2 separate regions of the Homo sapiens genome follow, and region 2 is linked to region 1. Evidence: chromatin contacts called from ENCODE Hi-C or POLR2A ChIA-PET data. All regions are on one chromosome and are shown on one strand. Each heading gives the region's core, a stretch centred on a gene start or an enhancer-like site at or near the end of the contact. The rest is flanking DNA. Distances are from core to core; before and after follow the strand shown.

What was found. Hi-C counts contacts between places; a loop is a spot of excess contacts on that map. ChIA-PET counts read pairs that join two places held with the same protein, here RNA polymerase II (POLR2A). Pooled maps may share reads with other maps.
Region 2: a loop to region 1 is called in a map of HepG2, with 3 times the contacts of the local background. The contact joins two enhancer-like sites. A Hi-C loop is called at or near these places in 10 of 168 maps with a recorded cell type or tissue (CD4-positive, alpha-beta T cell, CD4-positive, alpha-beta memory T cell, CD8-positive, alpha-beta T cell and 6 more), 22 of 37 single-sample maps with no recorded cell type and 17 of 50 pooled maps. POLR2A ChIA-PET finds 5 or more read pairs at or near these places in 2 of 52 experiments (H1 and OCI-LY7).

Annotation. Positions count from the first base shown.
Region 1 is chr6:125,186,641-125,193,097 of GRCh38, forward strand. The region is part of intron 1 of TPD52L1 (TPD52 like 1); the gene reads left to right. LOC100126584 (a long non-coding RNA gene) reads right to left here. Exons shown (of 4, transcript NR_149043.1): 2 at 3,969-4,024. Among named protein-coding and RNA genes, the nearest start is that of TPD52L1, 36 kb to the left of the region's middle. Within about 2 kb of position 3,076, at least 2 of the 41 ENCODE cell types and tissues checked have a DNase peak (open chromatin) inside an H3K27ac peak, as active enhancers do.
Region 2 is chr6:125,756,214-125,762,670 of GRCh38, forward strand. It overlaps HEY2 (hes related family bHLH transcription factor with YRPW motif 2), which reads left to right. Exons shown (of 5, transcript NM_012259.3): 5 at 2,904-5,056. The coding sequence ends at 3,589. Among named protein-coding and RNA genes, the nearest start is that of HEY2, 9.8 kb to the left of the region's middle. Within about 2 kb of position 3,043, at least 2 of the 41 ENCODE cell types and tissues checked have a DNase peak (open chromatin) inside an H3K27ac peak, as active enhancers do.

The DNA of each region.
Region 1 (6,457 bases), core at 1,826-4,325:
GAAATTGCCTTATGTGCTGTTAATATGTACCATAAAGCCATCTTTATCAAAACGGTGTGACGTTGACACCATAGCTAAGCACTATGTGACACCACATAGTTAGGGGCAGAAAACTGGGACCTCAGCCACAGAAAAGTCAAAATGTGACTTTTATTGTATGCCTTATAAAGTTAATTTTATATAGATTAAAATCTTAACCAAAAACTATAACACAATGTAAATATTCACAGAAAAATGAGATGATCAAGTACAACGTAGTAATTGGGGTGACTGTTTCAGCCAAGGGATTGGAAATGCAAAGGTACAAAAGAAAAAAATAGGCATTTTATCCTTTATGAAAATGTTAAATATTTGCAAGAAAAAATATATCATCAAATTTAATAGACAAACAATAGGTGGGAGAAAGGATTGCATTGCATATACCAGTTAATAGATTAATATCAATACAATATGAAAAAAATCTAATAATTTGATAGAGCAATAGAAAAATAGGCAGATAATTTGAATGAGTAATTTACAGAGAGCAAAAATAACTGGCCAGCCGTGTATGAAAAGTCTTAACTATATAAGGAAATGCAGATTTAAGTAACAATATGGCATTATGCTATATCCCTTGGACAGGCAAAATATTAAAAGTATGATAATTCCAATTGCTGACAAGGATAGAGAAAGAGTAGTTTCATGTCTTGCTGGTAGAAATGTGAATTACTACACTCTTTTTGGAAAATAATCAGGCAACAGCTAATAAAATTTAAATTCTTCTCCTGGAACTAAAATTAGCTTAAGTAATGATACGTGTACAAAAATTATGCATTGCAGCACTGGTTATAGTAGGGTAGGCAGACCCTCTCTTCAGAAAAAAATAAAATAAAATAAATATCCATCAAAAGAGCAATGTTTGAATACATGCGGTATTTGCTTACCATGAAATATTCAGCAGTCTTTTAAAAGAATGAATTTTAACTCCAACATTTGGCACATACATTTAGTATGAATGGTGAAGATTAACAAGATGGAGAGGAGTTTATAGAATATGAAATCATTTTTGTCAAACAGTGGCAAAGACTCTGGTATGTGTATGTATAATTATATATACTGTAGTGTGTATGTATAATTATGTTGTAAATGTGTATGTACACACATACACACACACATTGCCAAAGAATAAATGAAATCTTGTTTTATTTTAAATCCAGAAAGTGTCAGATGCACTTTTATTTGTAATCCCCCCTTAAAGAGAAGATATTAGTTAAACTACCCTCTCAAACACTGGGAAACTAAACTGAGATTTTTTTTTTTTTAATGATGTCGAGGAACACAGCATTAGCTGGGGTATGGTGGAGAGTGGGAGAGCATTTACATTTAAGAATAATTAATAGAGATCTTGTTTTAGACGTTTCTATTGAGAAGAGGTCCTGGTTTTATGGCATCACCTATTGAATGGGAGTATCCCATAGTTAGCCAAGCATATATTAATTAGTACATTCCGCCAAAGCCTTCAGCTTCTTAGGTTTTGGAACCAGTTACCATATTTGGAAAAAACCAGTGACTCAAATGGAAACTTTACAGTGCTTCTCTCCTCTGTTAAGATATCCACGTCATCAGCTTGTTATCCAAGTGGAAAGGCACATTTTTATCCTTCAGTGGATCTGTCTTCTTCACCTAGTAAGAGCTGATTCTTCCTCCCACAGCTGTGTTCTTAGTGTAGCTAAAAGTGGGTGCACCCATCCTGTTTACTCCTACCCTTACCTTCTTGAAAAGAGGGAATAGATTGGTAGTATGTGAACATTTAGATACAATGTGAAACAATAAAATTAAATATCCTTCTTAGAAGTGGTTTTCAGACTTCTCAAAAACTGACACAGGGTAACAAATACATTTTATATCACATTGAGTTGTGTTGGTGTGTGCATGCCTGTGTGTGTGTGCATATAAAATAATGAACAAAATTTTATGAAATGTTACTTGTTCTTATTATATGCATTCCAAACAATTCCTACTCTCTTCTAGTCTACTTTATTTTATCTCATTTAAAAAATACTGATCACAGCACACTGAGTTGGCTTAGTAACCCACTAAATGGGGTAGTGACCTGCAGTTTGAAAACATACTGCATCAAAGGACTCCTATCAAAGTGGCATGCATGGCATTCCATGGTCAGAAGATTTTCACTGGACTGGAGAGACAGTTGCTCAGTGAGGTCAAATACAGACCTAGGCATGTTTTACTTTATTTCACATATGCCAATAAGGTCAGCTTATGTGAAAGACCTTCTGACAGCAGGTTCCTTAAGGTAGTTTTAAGTTTACCTTGGGCCAAAGCCTTGCAATACTTTTAGAGAATTAGCTTAAGCTAGAGGCAAATAAATTTTAACTGCTGTGGTAGATGCCTTAGCTAACGATTTTTCTCCTACAGTTGGGACTGTCATGAGAAGACTGGTCATCTTGGTATAAATAGAAGGCATCTCAGTTGATTTCAACTCTGCCCTAAGCTTTCTTGGATTCCTCTCCCATTTAGGCTTTAAAAGAATAAGCTAAAGTTGGAAAAAGAATTTCCATATGAAACTAAGCAACACTTAAGTATATTCTTTTATAATAATAACCCCAGTTGGGCATATTGACTACTTAATTCTTCATAATCAGTAGAGATCAGTTGTACACTATTCTAAATACAGGATTTGTGTGGGTCATAAGAACAGAGGTGACTTATGTACAGGCATTTAAAGTGGAAGTGTTTGAAAATCTGGCTCATACTTTGACTACAAAGTAAAATGATGTGTGTTATATCTAACTGGATTTGGGAGCAAAGAATTTCAAAAAGCCAGTGGAAACTGGACTCTGCCTGTGGCCTCTTTTACAATATACCTAATTTAAGATGTGTATAAGACACATTTTTAGATATTCACTAGGAAAACAAAGGCTTTTCTATCCTGTCATTTACTTAATTTTTTTAACCTAACTTATTTTTCTGAATGATTAACATTGATGCCTTTGATTGTGTGGGTGTTGTCAAAAGAGAGTTCATCACATGGGGAAAGGTTGGCAACCTCTCTCTGCTTGGTACTTTTCCATGAGCCTCCTTTCACTATTCTCATTGTTATTTCCTTTTCACTCTGAAGTAGTTCCAAATCTGATACTGAAGGAACTCGATTTTATTTTACATGAATATTTGAAGTAAATTGAGCCACTTGTGTTTTAAGGTTTGTTTAGTATGCACTACACAGAGAAGAATATAAAGTAAAAGCAATAGCAATAATAACTTAGGTTTGACAAAACACATAACAAAAAAGGGTACTTTGAGACACAGAAAGTCAAATTATAGGTAACCCTAAAACTCACCTTTCCACTTTCCTTTCTTTACTAGAATTCTCTACCAACATTGGGGTGTCGGTGGTGGTTAGGACAGAAGGAAGTATAGATATAGCTATCTGCTTCTAAGACATTTGCCATGTCTTTCTATGGCTGAAGACAACTTCAAAGTAACTAAAAGTGCCACTGGAAATAGTTTCTGTGAACTATATTGATCATAATTTGAAGAATTTCTACCAGCTGTGACTTTGTGAATGGCAGGAATTCTTAGTTTGTAGGACTGTCAAAATATGACCCCAATTTTGTGACCAGACCCAAATGAAGCCGACCGTTGTCCCTGGTGGTCCATTTTCTGTTAGGTTCTAGGTCATTTTTTTCTGAAAACAGTACTGAAGTTGGTAGCTTGTGGGAGTCACTGCAACAACCAAACTGATAACGGGAACCCATGAGACTCAGAGCCATGAAGACTGTCCCAGCACGCTTTACAGCAGCAGTCCCTAACCTTTTGGGTACCAGGGACTGGTTTCCTGGAAGACAGTTTTTCCACAGACGAAGGTTGGGGGATGGTTTTGGGATGACTCAAAAACATTACATTTACTGAGCACTTTATTTCTATTATTATTATATTGTAATATATAATGAAATAATTATGCCACTTACCCTAATGTAGTCAGTGGGAGTCCTGAGCTTGTTTTTCTGCATCTAGATGGTCTCATCTGAGGGTGATGGAAGACAGTGACACCATCAGGCATTAGATTTTCATAGGGAGTGAACAACCTAGATCCCTCAATGTGCAGTTTACAATAGGGTTCGCACTCCTTTGAGAATCAAATGCTGCCACTGATCCCACAGGTGGCAGAGCTCAGGCTGTAATGCAAGCAATGGGGAGCCACTGTAAATACAGATGAAGCCTTGCTGGCTTGCCTGCCACTCACCTCCTGCTGTGCGGCCTTGTTCCTAACCGCCTGTATGTAGCCCAGGGGTTGGGGACCCCTGCTTTAGAGTATGTTGTACTGAATATATCATTCTCTGTTGCTACATCAAGGTAACAATGGCACCATCTACTCTTGTTGTCTTGACTCTACATATTAACTATAGTGATTTGTATATCGTGTAACATTATGTGGAATCTTAATATGATTTTAAATTCACTTGTCCTCACAACTACAGTTAACATTTCTCTCTTACATGGAATCATTCCTTGCTGATCTTGGGTTTTCTTTTCTTGCTGTGGAGTTGCGTTGTTGTTTATTTTGTTCCAGCCACGCTTTCTTTATTCTCAGTAATACTCTTAGCCCAATTTCCTGCTGAATGATTTTGCAGAAGAACAAATTGTCCTTTGGCATTTGCACCTGTATGTCGCTCATTGTCCACTTGCTTGATGTGTTTCTGTGAAAGGGGGCAGCTTTTCCTTTTCTAAATGAAGAAGGGAGAGTCCAAACGTTTTTTTCCAGCTCCCATCAAAATATGGACTTAATTCCTTTTCTTTGATTTTGAAAGGAAATGGTGAAGGGATAATGATGTGTTTAAAATTGGGTGAATTGTGTTCTTTCTTCTAACTGAAACAGTGCAGAGGAACCTACCCATTGTGAAATGTTACTTGTGCAGCATTGTAGATGTGCAAGAACGGCAGTGTTTTCTACTTGGCTGGCTATCCTGGCATATAGTTCATCAAAATAGAGAAACAGGGTGCAGACATTCTGAGTGTAAGACCAAATGAACTCTAAGCATGTTTACCTCCCTATCATCTGAGGAGAGAGAGAGCTGGGAGTGAAGGAAGAAGTGAACAACTGTGGAATGTCTCCCTATCCTCAGTGGCCTTCAGATACCTCTGTTTTTTCTCCCCCTCCCTTCTGTTCATTGGGCACTGACATACCTTGTCATTACAAGCTATTATTATTTTTTAACAAGGTAAGTTCAAGAAGAAATGAAAAAGAGCCAGTATTCATACTGTGTAATAGCATATGGACTTTGCTATTCTAAAGCAGAATCTAAGTAGAATCAAAAGATTTGAACAAAATTATGAATGAAGGACCCTGACATATCTACTAAATAGTCACCAGCTTTCACGATAGCTTCTGTAGCATGCCAGGGGGGAAGAAAGCCACGTTCTTTCCTCACTGTTCCCTTAGGGCCTTTGTTGTAGGAGAATAGTGGGAGGGGCTGAGGTTGGCTTTGACTACAAGTGGAAATTTTTGTTTTCCTGATGAGCCTGGCACTCAGGACACTAGACATTTAACTGTAGGTTTATGATTGTCACCCACTCTGCTTTTAATGCCAAGAGTTTCAGAACCCGGCTGACCTGAGCAGAATAAAGTTCTTTGGGTTCAATCTGCAGCAATCAGAATTTTGAGAACAACAACAAAAAAAATCTTTTTTTTTTTTTTATCTGGTGTTGCCTCAGCAGGATCCCCGAATGTACTTGCTGGTAGCTTAGAGCATAGTCTATGCAGGGGAGGAGAAACAGAGTTGCAGCTGTGATGTGACTCATTCATACTATGTTCTTTTAATGGAGAAAAACCTGCAGTGACATCATCTGGCCACCAGGGGTTGTGCTGTTGCCAGAGAGCCCTTGATTTTATCTGCCCGCAAGTCCTGAGGCAGGAAGTAGCACCTTAACAGAGAGCCCCATCTTCATTCCTAAGAAAACCAGCATCAGTTTTTTGTTCCCTTTGTTGACTTTCCAACTAGGGCTGAGCCCGCTTTTCTGAATTAATAAGAACCAAGAAAGAAAAGGGAACATTAGTCGTGGTTCCAAATACCAACCAAGCACTTTGCTGCATACGGTCGGCTTTGGTGGCGGGCCTGAGTCTGCACCCAGATGGACCCATATGGACTCACCTGTCTCACATCTGCACCTGACTTGCACATATACCTTGTTGATAAAGCCCAGTGACAGCTGGATCTATCACAAATGTCCCACCTGATTTCTTGGAAGCTTTGATTAGCATCCATGTCCTCCATGGCAAACATTTAATTATAAGGGCTGGTTGTTGATAATAATCATTGCTAACATCTATTTATTATCCTTATGTGTTAAGCATTGTGCCCAACAGCTTATACAATTTAGTCTCATTTAATCCTCCAAGTAGCTATTTGAGATAGTTACTATTATCTTTCTTTTGCAGATGAGGAAAGTGAAGCATAGA
Region 2 (6,457 bases), core at 1,793-4,292, 570 kb after region 1:
ACACGTCACCTGACTGTCAGGCCATTGAAGAGGTCATTGCACTGGAGAATGGCCTTCAAGAAGGGAGCTGGCGGCTGGGTGTGGTGGCTCATGCCTGTAATCCCAGCACTTTGGGAGGCCGAGGTGGGCGGATCACCTGAGGTCCAGAGTTTCAGACCAGCCTGACCAACATGGAGAAATCCCGTTTCTACTAAAAATACAAAATTAGCTGGGCATGGTGGTGCATGCCTGTAATCCCAGCTACTCAGGAGGCTGAGGCAGGAGAATTGCTTGAACCCGGGAGGCAGAGGTTGTGGTGAGCCGAGATCGCGCCATTGCACTCCAGCCTGGGCAATAAGAGTGAAACTCCATCTCAAAAAAAATAGAAAAAATAAAAAGAAGGGAGCTGGCTGTTTGGGTTAACATTGTAAAAGAATACCAACTGCCTCATAGTGCAGTGGTGAAGGGCATCGTATCTGTAGCTGGATTGCCTGATTTCAAATCCTGGTTCTGCCACTGATTAGCTCTGTGACTTTGGGCAAATTACCCCCTGCGAGCTGGTCCAGTTTTATCATCTGTAAAAAGAGGACAGTTGTAGTGTCCATACTATATAACTCATAAGGCTGTTACAAGTTAATTCACTTAAGGCCGATAGAATAGTGCTGGTGTAGAGGGAGTGGTATGGACATGTATGTTACTGTTGGCCCAAGATCCATTCACAAAAGGGAGCTACTTATCATCATTTCCCTCTGAAGTCCACAATAGGATAGGAATTGCATAATTTATATTCCTTTAAGATATAACAGAGAGCTCAGCCATATATGACAACATAGCAGGCAAACCACAAATTTCAATTACTTCATGACCAGTAATGAAAATTCTTAGAAGCTCTTGGGGCTCCAATTCTGTTAGTTCATTCTTTATAGTCTGTCTTGGTATGACAATAGTATCTAGAGAGGATTTAGTAGAATAACCTAAGTTTCGAAATCCCTCTGGATTTCTGGACTCTGTCTATTCTATTCATTACCCCCGTCTTTCTCTCATGGGAGTCAGAAGTCTGCAAAGCCCTACAGAACCCTGAGGACCAAAATGTGAAATCTTTCCATGAATACCTCTTCTTCAGGAATAGCTTTTCATCCTAATCCAAGAGGCTCTGTTTGTTAACTATGTCAGAGTCCTGGGATGATAACTGTTTTTGCTGCTGATCTTCCGTATTTCATGATATTCTCTTGGTATCAGCTTTGTACTGCTGTTGTTTCTGTTTTAGTAGTGTATATATTTGCCACAAATATCTTTTGGGAACTTCCAAATCGTTGGAATTTTAGCTTTAGGACTCTTAATATATGTGACTACTATCTCCAAAGTTCTTTGATTACAGATTAAGATAGCCAAATTTTTAATAGGTGATGAATAAACAGGTAATGCTTTGATCAGCAAAAACATAGATAATGTAAATGTTTTAGATAAAAATAACTGCTGGGTGTGGTGGCTCACGCCTGTAATCCCAGCACTTTGGGAAGCCGAGGCAGGAGAATGGCTTGAGTTCAGGAGGTCTAGACCAGTCTGAGCAACATAGCGAGATCTTGTCTGTACTAAAAATCACACAGATTAGCCAAGTGTGGTGGCACATGCCTATAGTCCCAGCTACTCAGGAGGCTGAGGCAGGAAGATCACTTAACCCCAGGAGATGGAGCCTGCAGTGAGCTGTGATTGGGCCACTGCACTCCAGCCTGGGTGACAGAGTGAAATCCTGTCTCAAAGATAAATAAATTAATAAATAACCTTATTTGAATGTGATATTTCTTATTCATGTATATACACATCCCCAAAATGAATAGACCAAACTTTTGATTTGGAAATTACTTTTTAAAAAGTTGTAAATGAAAAATAATCTGTTTTTATATACCAGACGTCACTCATTCAAAGTGGGCAACATTTCTCCATATGTCTGATTATTATTGTGCCCTACATGCCCTACATGGGCACTCCAATAATTAGACATTATTATTTTCTATTCTAATGTATTATCTTCAGACAGAGACTCAGATAAATGTGACCAAGCTCTAGCCATTTTTATGGTAGTAACCATAGGTATAGGAGTGCATGCATATACACTGACAAAATTAATATACATTTTTTTTCTTGGGTGTATGCTAGAAAAATGTAAGGACATATATTTGAACTTCAGATAAACTAGGCGTTGACATATAGTATTTTCATATCAGGAACTTAGCCTTATATTACTGACAGAAATATAAGATCTTCAAGTAAGAAACCAAATTTTTTTTAAAAACTCATTTTGTTTTCATTAAATTTTTTATACAAAGTTATGACAAGATGGTTTCACTTTGTTGATAAAAAACATTGTTAGTCAAGAAGCAGTTATGAATTTATTGCGATTCTAGCACATTTCTAAAGTCCTCAAGCTGCTAAGATGCACTTGGCATCTCTGTTAAAATGCCAAGAGAGTAAAGATGTTTCAGATAAGCCCTTTAATCTCCAACTCATGTGACAGAGACAGAGAGACTGGAACTCTGTATTTCCATGAAAAAGTTTCCTGGAGAATTTCACTATCCCACAATACAAAGGGAGAGACCCCATTTCTTTCTCTGGAAGTGTTTGAAACGCGGATGTTCTTAATTTTTTTCCCCACTGTGATATTTAGCTGCAAGAACAACTGTAGCATATTGCATTGCCAGAGTTGTCACACATGTGAGTGGCAAAGTATACTTTCTTAACTTCTGCAAAAAATTAAAACCATAAATAGCTGGCAATATTTCCAGAAAGGATTATCGTTCCACTTCAGTCTTCTGAAGGACAGAGTGGAACATCAGTGGGTGGTTATTGTTGACTATACCATTTTCTCACCCCTACCTCCCGCCCATCTCTCTCCTGTTCCCTACTTTGCTCAAACCCACTTTTAGGCTACTTTGACGCACACGCTCTTGCCATGGACTTCATGAGCATAGGATTCCGAGAGTGCCTAACAGAAGTTGCGCGGTACCTGAGCTCCGTGGAAGGCCTGGACTCCTCGGATCCGCTGCGGGTGCGGCTTGTGTCTCATCTCAGCACTTGCGCCACCCAGCGGGAGGCGGCGGCCATGACATCCTCCATGGCCCACCACCATCATCCGCTCCACCCGCATCACTGGGCCGCCGCCTTCCACCACCTGCCCGCAGCCCTGCTCCAGCCCAACGGCCTCCATGCCTCAGAGTCAACCCCTTGTCGCCTCTCCACAACTTCAGAAGTGCCTCCTGCCCACGGCTCTGCTCTCCTCACGGCCACGTTTGCCCATGCGGATTCAGCCCTCCGAATGCCATCCACGGGCAGCGTCGCCCCCTGCGTGCCACCTCTCTCCACCTCTCTCTTGTCCCTCTCTGCCACCGTCCACGCCGCAGCCGCAGCAGCCACCGCGGCTGCACACAGCTTCCCTCTGTCCTTCGCGGGGGCATTCCCCATGCTTCCCCCAAACGCAGCAGCAGCAGTGGCCGCGGCCACAGCCATCAGCCCGCCCTTGTCAGTATCAGCCACGTCCAGTCCTCAGCAGACCAGCAGTGGAACAAACAATAAACCTTACCGACCCTGGGGGACAGAAGTTGGAGCTTTTTAAATTTTTCTTGAACTTCTTGCAATAGTAACTGAATGTCCTCCATTTCAGAGTCAGCTTAAAACCTCTGCACCCTGAAGGTAGCCATACAGATGCCGACAGATCCACAAAGGAACAATAAAGCTATTTGAGACACAAACCTCACGAGTGGAAATGTGGTATTCTCTTTTTTTTCTCTCCCTTTTTTGTTTGGTTCAAGGCAGCTCGGTAACTGACATCAGCAACTTTTGAAAACTTCACACTTGTTACCATTTAGAAGTTTCCTGGAAAATATATGGACCGTACCATCCAGCAGTGCATCAGTATGTCTGAATTGGGGAAGTAAAATGCCCTGACTGAATTCTCTTGAGACTAGATGGGACATACATATATAGAGAGAGAGTGAGAGAGTCGTGTTTCGTAAGTGCCTGAGCTTAGGAAGTTTTCTTCTGGATATATAACATTGCACAAGGGAAGACGAGTGTGGAGGATAGGTTAAGAAAGGAAAGGGACAGAAGTCTTGCAATAGGCTGCAGACATTTTAATACCATGCCAGAGAAGAGTATTCTGCTGAAACCAACAGGTTTTACTGGTCAAAATGACTGCTGAAAATAATTTTCAAGTTGAAAGATCTAGTTTTATCTTAGTTTGCCTTCTTTGTACAGACATGCCAAGAGGTGACATTTAGCAGTGCATTGGTATAAGCAATTATTTCATCAGTTCTCAGATTAACAAGCATTTCTGCTCTGCCTGCAGGCCCCCAGGCACTTTTTTTTTTGGATGGCTCAAAATATGGTGCTGCTTTATATAAACCTTACATTTATATAGTGCACCTATGAGCAGTTGCCTACCATGTGTCCACCAGAGGCTATTTAATTCATGCCAACTTGAAAACTCTCCAGTTTGTAGGAGTTTGGTTTAATTTATTCAGTTTCATTAGGACTATTTTTATATATTTATCCTCTTCATTTTCTCCTAATGATGCAACATCTATTCTTGTCACCCTTTGGGAGAAGTTACATTTCTGGAGGTGATGAAGCAAGGAGGGAGCACTAGGAAGAGAAAAGCTACAATTTTTAAAGCTCTTTGTCAAGTTAGTGATTGCATTTGATCCCAAAACAAGATGAATGTATGCAATGGGATGTACATAAGTTATTTTTGCCCATGCCTAAACTAGTGCTATGTAATGGGGTTGTGGTTTTGTTTTTTTCGATTTCGTTTAATGACAAAATAATCTCTTAATATGCTGAAATCAAGCACGTGAGAGTTTTTGTTTAAAAGATAAGAGACACAGCATGTATTATGCACTTCATTTCTCTACTGTGTGGAGAAAGCAATAAACATTATGAGAATGTTAAACGTTATGCAAAATTATACTTTTAAATATTTGTTTTGAAATTACTGTACCTAGTCTTTTTTGCATTACTTTGTAACCTTTTTCTATGCAAGAGTCTTTACATACCACTAATTAAATGAAGTCCTTTTTGACTATTTTTTATGTGGATGAGTTGCTTTGCAGAAAAGTTTCCTTCCACTTTCTATGTGGAAAGTCAACATGAATTTCAAGAGGTCTTTATTTACTAACGATCCAAGCTATGGCTTTTCTTTATGTCTTTCAAAATCATTTGATATAATTCACAGCTTGCCTGAAAATAACATTTATCTGAGCTTGTAAACTAAGCATAGGCAGTAAGATACTTGGAGGCAAGAAATAATCAGTTTCCTCTGCCTTTTATTCTTAACTACAGTTCTTGGCAAAGTGCAAATTCAAGACTTCCAAATGGTATACCAAATATAGGATAATAAGCTAGAACATGTCATACATGTTGTAATTCAAAAACATTTGTAGAGTGTTTTAAAAACATCACATACATACATGATAGGCGTGTACATACGTCCTAATGATAAATCCCTTGTGCTTCAATGACAATTTCTTTTGTTGCTGTGGAGATTGTATGGGTATTGCCTCTGCTTCAGTGAGGCCTAAATAAACCATCATAGAGCTCCTGAAGCTATTGGGCCAAACAACATAAAAAGAATGAAAGTGATTTTTATTATGCTTATCAATTTGTTCAAAGGAAAAAGGAGGGCTTTTATATTCTGGTTTTGAAAAATCCAGCAAGTAGTTTAATTTCTGTCTGTAAGTGGGTAATGAAAAGGTCGAGGGGAGGCAAAAGCAAATCACCTTGTTTCTTGTGTCTATAAGCCTTGTGGTTCTTATATTTTCCAGCTGGCTCTAATAGAATGAGGTAGCAAATAAGAAAATTGATTTCGTTGTCTTAGGTGTTTGCTTTATAATCATGATTTGTGGACAACAGCCATATAATTTTTACTTTAAGATCTAAAACCTGAATGTATTCCTATTGTAATGTCAGCATTCAGAGAACTTCTTTTCCTTTTTTGAAATGTAAACTTTTAGAGATCAGGAATTTAAAATTTATTTGAATTAAATATTTTAAGATAAATTCCTTTCCTTCCTCCTTCCCTCCCTTTCTTTTACTTTTTGTTTTTTCTTACATTTTTTATTGCAGGTTATATATGTATTATTATTTTTCTTTTTTCTTTTTTTTTTTTCTTTTTCAAGACAGGGTCTCACTCTGCTCACTCTGTCACCCAGGCTGAAATGCAGTGGTGTGATCATGGCTCACTGCAGCCTTGACCTCCGAGGTGCAGGTGATCCTCCAACCTCAGCCTCACGAGTAGCTGGGACCACAGGCATGCACCAGCACACTCGGCTAATTTTTGTATTTTTTGTAGAGACAGGGCCCTAGTATATTGCCCAGGCTGCTCTTGACCTCCTGCGCTCAATTCATCCATCTGCTTCAGCCTCCCAAAGTGCTGGGATTATAGGCATGAGCCTTCATGCCCAGCCAGATTATTATTTTTCAATTC